Regions from separate parts of the Homo sapiens genome. Here region 1 is linked to region 2. Evidence: chromatin contacts called from ENCODE Hi-C or POLR2A ChIA-PET data. All regions are on one chromosome and are shown on one strand. Each heading gives the region's core, a stretch centred on a gene start or an enhancer-like site at or near the end of the contact. The rest is flanking DNA. Distances are from core to core; before and after follow the strand shown.

What was found. A loop is a pair of places that touch in the nucleus more often than their neighbours do. ChIA-PET counts read pairs that join two places held with the same protein, here RNA polymerase II (POLR2A).
Region 1: a map with no recorded cell type shows a loop between it and region 2 (12-fold over the local background). The contact joins two enhancer-like sites. A Hi-C loop is called at or near these places in 1 of 37 single-sample maps with no recorded cell type. POLR2A ChIA-PET finds 5 or more read pairs at or near these places in 2 of 52 experiments (H1 and PC-3).

Annotation. Positions count from the first base shown.
Region 1 is chr14:71,590,389-71,593,841 of GRCh38, reverse strand. The region is part of intron 5 of SIPA1L1 (signal induced proliferation associated 1 like 1); the gene reads right to left. Among named protein-coding and RNA genes, the nearest start is that of SNORD56B, 190 kb to the right of the region's middle. Within about 2 kb of position 1,746, at least 4 of the 41 ENCODE cell types and tissues checked have a DNase peak (open chromatin) inside an H3K27ac peak, as active enhancers do.
Region 2 is chr14:70,908,709-70,912,614 of GRCh38, reverse strand. The region is part of intron 1 of PCNX1 (pecanex 1); the gene reads right to left. Among named protein-coding and RNA genes, the nearest start is that of PCNX1, 3.2 kb to the right of the region's middle. Within about 2 kb of position 2,259, at least 2 of the 41 ENCODE cell types and tissues checked have a DNase peak (open chromatin) inside an H3K27ac peak, as active enhancers do.

The sequences.
Region 1 (3,453 bases), core at 497-2,996, 680 kb before region 2:
TACCATGAAGACAAGCCTATCAACACTGTTGATCAGTGGAGCAACAAATGCCACTGCCAAGAGCCCATGGGCTCCTCTGTCTTCATTAATGCATTCCTCTCTATAGGATTCAAGGAGAACACACTTCATAGACAATTATACACTCGGTGCAAAATTGAAGAAGTCCTGTGGGGCCACAGAAACCAAGATGAGTAATGGCTTGGAAAGGGTCTCCTCCTCAACAAGCTATGCAGGATATAGGCAACATTATAATTATTCTATAACTTAGTATTTTCCACTTATAAATTTCCTTAGTACTCTGATCATGGTGACTATCTAAATGAAAACAAAAGGCCAGGTACGGTGGCTCACGCTTGTAATACCGCACTTTGGGAGGCCAAGGCAGGCAGATCACTTAAGGCCAGGAGTTTGAGACCAGCCTTGCCAACGTGGTGAAACCCCATCTCTACTAAAAATACAAAAATTAGCTTGGCACAGTGCTGCACACCTGTAATCCCAGCTACCTGGGAGGCTGAGGCACGAGAATCGCTTGAATCCAGGAGGCAAAGATTGCAGTGAGCGGAGATCGTGCCACTGAACTCCAGCGTAGGTGAGAGAGTGAGACTCTGTCTCAATAAATAAATAAATAAATAAATAAATAAATAAATAAATAACACAAAACACATACATACTCAAAGGAAGATAAGTAATTCAGGTTAATCTGAATGCAGCCCTACTGCCTAGTCTGTGCCTCCATAAGGAGGATGTGGCTATCACTTGGACTTCTATCACCAGTACAGATCCACCTTAATGTCCAATGGGCATTAAGTGAGGAACTCAATAAAGTACAAAGAAGTAACATGATGCATGTTAGCTATATTATTACTGTCATTTAATCCTGGTTCTCAATATAAACATACACTCACTAGCAAAATGGCAAAGAGAAGTGGGCATGAGAAAGGACTGGAAAGAAAAGCATCAATGGCATGTTGCTTATTTTACTAAATACAAACAATGGGATTCCTCTACTGATCCAGTATTTTTCCAGCAATGGACCTGGCTTCTATGTTGGACTAAAATAGCCTCTGAAGTCTAAATTTGTAAAATAATGTTTATAAAAACAACATAATAATAAAGTGATTATAGCTTCATCAGCCAAATATGATTTTTACATATAATATCAGCTGTATAGCATACTTTAGTAAAGTACTCCCCCTCCACCCCCTCCCCACCTGAGACTTAGCCACAGTGAAGTCAGGAATGCATTAGGCAGCCAAATGGAAACTACCCGGTGATAAGCGGCTGAGTGACAGCCAGGTCAGCTCTGCCACACCTTGGTGCTAGAGGATAAATTACATCTGACACTGATGTACTCCTTCAACAAGAAGACTTGCTTTAAGGTTCTGATTAGGAAAAATGAGTTAGTCTGCTAATTTCAGTGAATCAAAGTTGTCTATTATAAGACAGAGTTGTTTGTTTAGATATGTTTTATACTATATAAAAGTATAAACAACAATTTTTAAAATGTACAGTTTATACTTTACAGAGCTTAATTTCTGCTCCAAATTTTGTTATCCAGAGCCACTATTTGTGGTATATTATCATACTGTAACAAATTGCCTGTCTGACTTGAAAGTTGTGTGGCCCAAGAAAAGCTCTTACAGTAACCACTCTGTGTAACTGACTTCCACTGAACAACTTCCTGGATTAACCACTGCTCATAATTTCCCTGCAAACCATGCTGACAAATACCCAATGGCACTAGCAGTCTAGTGGGTGATCCCTAGGTGCCATACATACTTTCTGTTCCTGCCAGCTGGACCTCATGCTGACAAAGAGTGAGCTGTTTATACCAATTGACTTGCTATTTTAATTATGAAATTTAATCATGAAAGCTGATGAAATATGAGTACAAAAGATAAACGTTGTTCCTATTAAAAACTAAGGCTTTATACAAACTTAATAAAGGCAAGTCATTAAAAAGAAAGCTGTTGGATTAAATGTGGGCAGGACAGCTATGAAAAAATGAGAAAAAATTTATGAAATCTAAGATTTTGTACTCAGATTATGTTGTTAGTCTCTATGTTTTTATTCTTATGGTTTAGCCTATTAACACAATTAAGAATTTAAAAGAGTAGAATCATTGTCAAAGAAAAGCCCTTGGTCTCACAAGAGTTTGGCAAACATATTCTTATATGTGTTAATGATAATAAAACAGTTTGAATGTATACTTTTTAACAATTCCCTGCTTGAGTTGATATTTTCAATTCACTAGTTCCAATTATGCTGGGTAAAAGGGTATTTTCCATGCTTCAAGTTAGTAACTACTGGATTAGTGGGTATTAGATTTATGAGGTTATTATGAACAAACAGGATTAATCTGGAATCTAGGCATTCACATTTTTATTCCAGACTTTTGAAAGATAAAATACTTTAAGATTCTCCATCTCTTTAACCTAGCAGAGATCAGAGAACAGTGATTAAGAACATGACTCTGTTCAGACAGCCTGGCTCCAACATTTACTAGCTCCATGAGAGTCTTATCACTTAAGCTCCAGTTTTCTCAACTGGAAAATAAGGTTAACAATAGTACCTACCTTCCTGGGCATCAAGAGATTGAAATGAGAAAATGTGGCATAGCAAATGCCTAGTACAGTGCCTGGTACACAGTAAGTACCCAAAATGTTCATTATTATAATAATATTATTATACTGCCTAATAGGAAAAAAGTACCCATTATTACATAAATTAGATTATAACTAATATGTTTCAGTGTCAGTTTTGGGTGGAGGCCATTTTGCCTCCACCTATCGACAGCTCAGACACACCTGCAGAAAATTTGCACAGGTACAGTAAAGCAGGGGTTCTCAGCTAGGGGTTAGTTTACCTCTTAAGAGACATTTGGCAATGCCTGAAGACATTTTAGGCTGTCACAACTAGAGGGAGGAGGAAAACCTACTGGCATTAATAGTGTGGAAGCCAGGGATGCTGCTAAGCATCCTACATCCTACAATACACAGGACAGCCCCCTACTCCACGCTACCCCAACAAAGAATCATCGCACCCCCAAATGCCAAGTTGGCAAGAATGAGAAACCTTGTACCTTAAAGGACAGTGTAACAGAGATGTAATTTCTAAAATATAAACTTCAGAAAATTATTCTGAGAAGATAAATGTTTAAAAATGACATCAGGGTATGCAATACATATTGATTCCAAGACCCACGCTATAGATATGTAGGAATGAGACATGGATGTTTAGTCACGAGACAAGATTGTTTCCGTCAACAAGCCTTCTGGAATGGGACCTATCATGTAGTAATATTAAGATATGCTTTATTCTAAAGCAATTGTTATAAAGCTATGAGTACTATATTTGAAACTAAACTTCACTCATAATTTTAAATACCATTCAATAATTTTAAATAATTTTAAATACCATTCAAAACCCCAAAACAGTGGAAATCAAAACACT
Region 2 (3,906 bases), core at 1,010-3,509:
GCAACTAGATACAGACAGTGCCATTAACTAACATGACAGAGTGAGGAAAAACATTTTGTGGCAGTGTTGTTTAGGGGGGAATTCAGAAGCTTTTGGGCATGATACTTTTGGGATGCCTGTGAGACAGCCAAGAGGTACGTTGAGTAGCAGCTGGATGTCAGTCAGGGGCTGGTAGTTAGGAATATTGATCAAGTTATTTAAACTTACCTAGAATGTTTATAAAATACAAATCAATAGGCCACACTCCAGATCTACCGAATAAGAAAGGGCTTGCACATCATTAACATTGTCAAGTGATTCTGATGTCAACTGGAGGAGTCTGGGAACCACTTACGTAATAAATTTTAACGTTCTTTTTTTTCTTTTTTCTTTTTTTTTTTGAGACAGAGTCTCGCTCTGTCGCCCAGGCTGGAGTGCAGTGGCACAATCTTGGCTCACTGCAAGCTCTGCCTCCCAGGTTCACAACAGTCTCCTGCCTCAGCCTCCCGAGTAGCTGGGACTACAGGCGCCCGCCACCATGCCCGGCTAATTTTTTGTTTTTTTAGTAGAGACGGGGTTTCACCGTGTTAGCCAGGATGGTCTGGATCTCCTGACCTCGTGATGATCTGCCTGCCTCGGCCTCCCAAAGTGCGTGAGCCACCGCGCCCAGCCATAAATTTTAATGTTCTATTTCATCACCTAGGGATATATTGCTTTACAGAGGAAAACAATATATTGAGCAATATGTTATGAAAATGATTTGACTTAATAATCCAGAGCTATTTAGTCTCCTACAGTCATACAGCATTATAGAGGAAACACTTCCAATTAGCCATTTTTTCAAATGACATTTACTGAAGGCCATTCTGAAGGTAAATAATTTCTTCTATTTCATAAATATTTTCTTGAAAAACACCCATGAAATATCTCACAAATGAGTAAATCAAGGTTCAGAAAGGTGGAGTCTTGCCCACAGGACACACAATCAATAACAAAGCCAAGATTCAAAAATCAAGACACTAATTCCAATCTGCTTTCCACCATACAAAAATGCCACTCACCCCCAAAAATCTCATCATCTGTGACATGTACAAAAATCACTGTAACTAGATAAAAAAGAATGAGTACCTTAAAGGAAACAGACAGGACAATCAGAATTAAGAAACAAAAATTTTTTCTTCATTTTCACTACTTAAAAGATTTTTAACTAGTTGATGTATATAGAGTCCACCTTTCAAAGTATCCACAAATGCTCCTAAATAAACACCAAAAGTGTTTGAATCCTATAAAGTCCTAAGACTGTTTCCTAACTTAATGTACGATCTCTCCACAGATTTAGGCACTTTTTGGGGGGGAATAAATAAAAGGCAGCCTGTACAGTGACTTTGCCTTCAGAAAGCTCTGTGTAAATCCCAGCTCACAACTTGCCTACTAACAGCAAAACCTCATGAGGTCACGGGGTTAAAGAACCTATACATGTACTTTTAAAACAGTCATTATCACTTACAGTTATTATTGTAAGAGCATGCAAATAATAACCTATGGCTGTCTGAGATTTTAACACAAAATGTTGGATTTTGCTTTATTTTTGGTGTATACTTCAAACTATCTACCTTTTACTAGTATGTTTCCTAAAATGTTTACAAATTCTCTGTCCTGACCACCCCTGGTCTAGGGTTCATCCCCTGACTATAAGATCAGGGTCCCTCTTTACTTACCCTTTCCTAGCAGTTCTAACAGTAACAACTCATTACCCCCAGGCTAGATTTTAAGTTCCTTGAAAGCAGAAGCTGTGTCTTGTGCACTTCTCAATCATTCATCGGAGTACTACATGTGCTTTACACTAATCTAGGTCCTAAAAATACAGCAGTGAACGAAACTAAGTTCCTGCCCTCTCAGAGCTTATATTCTAATAAGATAAGAAAGACATAAAAACAAATAAATAGATATCAGTTAGGAATAAATACCATACTATTTTAAAAGGTGGGCTATGGAGTCTTGTGAGAGCTGGGGAAGTTGCTATTTCACATAGGCTATCAGAGAAAGCCTCACGTATATGAGAACCTGCAAAAAGTGGAGCAGCCACACAGGTATCTGGAAAAGAGGAGTCATCCAGACAGAGGGAAAAGCAAGCACAAAGGCGCTGAAGCAGGAACATACTTCTTGGCAAGAAGAGTAAGGCGGCAAATGTGTGTGTGGTTGAGACAAGAGAGACACAGGAGAGGGCAGGCCCTGAGAGCAGAAGAATGACATGATCTGAAAGAATCACAGAGGCGTCTGTGTGGAGAATAAAGAACAAAAGCATTGAACCTCATTAAAGTACTGCAATAATCCAGGAGAGAGAATGGTGACGAACCAAGGGAATGATGATGGCCTGATGGCCGTGATGATGATGGTGCTGGTGAGAGGAGGAGGAGGAGGAGGAGGACGAGGAGGAGGAGGAGGAGGAGGAGGAGGAGGAGGAGGAGGAGGAGGAGGAGGGGGAGGAGGGGGAGGGGGAGGAGGAGGAGGGGGAGGAGGAGGAGGGGGAGGAGGAGGGGGAGGAGGAGGAGGAGGAGGAGGAGGAGGAGGGGGAGGAGGAGGAGGAGGAGGAGGAGGAGGAGGGAGGAGTCGTCGTCTAGTTAGGTTTTGAAGATACAGCCCCTATTGCTCATAAGCAATAAGTGGCTGAGAACTCTAAAACCAGCAGTCATGCTAACCGCATGTACTGAACTTTGGAAGTTCATTTCTCAAGGCTCTCCATCTTATTATCCATTTCAGGTAAAGGTCTGAACTGATTAAGAACAGCTCAGCACCTTCTGGTTTGGGAAGAGTGGGACTGCCATTAATTGAGATAAGGAAGTCAGAAGCAATCTCAGAAAGTGTCTAGTACATGGTAGACACTCAAATATGTGAGAATTCAGTTTAACTGAACTCCCAAAATGAAGGAAGTAAACTCAATGTCCTGGTTTCCATTTGCTCTAATATTCTTTCAGTAACATTTGCTAACTACACAAAGAGACTTAACCATGACCACACAGTTTACTACAAGTGTTAAAAAAGAAATCTTACACTGGACCCAGCAACTAATCCTTACCTCTCAAAAATCATTTTCAGTTTTAAATCTACAATTCTTCTGGACATAGAAGAAATTTGCTTTGAAAATTTTGTGACAGCCTGAGGATTCTTAAACCCAAAGTAATTAACCCGTTCATTAATGATGTCATATTCCTGGAAGGTATAGTAGTGCAAATAGAACTCCCTAGGCCAAAATTAATTGAAAATTATAATACTTCACGATAAATTTTCAGAATGCAACAAGACTGAACAAGTCCCCCTAATAAAACAAGCCACAAGCCATCAGCATTTCTTAATGGCTTTTTTTTTTAACCTCAAACAATAAGTCCCTTCAAAACAATTTCAACGAAAAATGTGAATCTGCTTGAGAATGTGCACATCTTCCCTCAAGCAGACACTTTTCCTGCCAATTAGTGAAACTGAACTTCACTTAGGGAAGAATTGGGTGTCCTCACCTTTTGCACTTCTCATAGTGGTCCTCCGGGATTTTCTAACTCAGCACCCTGTCTCTAGCTCCACAAAGAACCTCAAAGTTAGCAGAAATACATTCAAAGGAATTCTCCTAAAATAAAAAGTTCAGATCCTTTCCTCCCCTCTGACTACTTTAAAATTTTATATGAAGCCTTAAGTAACATCTCTGTCCACACGAGTTTCCCTAACGCCCCACCCTAACCTGTGCTTTAGAAACTGCGCTTAACAACTTTCAATGTTGCTTTAAAAACACAGATGATTCAGAGAAGCTGATCGCACCGAATTCAGCAACAGGCAGTACTCTCTCTCCCTACTCCTATCCGCCAAAGGCCTTGAACCAAGCCAAACAAATCTGCTGAAATGCCAGCCAGATTCCCCGTTATCTCCCCGCTCCCTCCC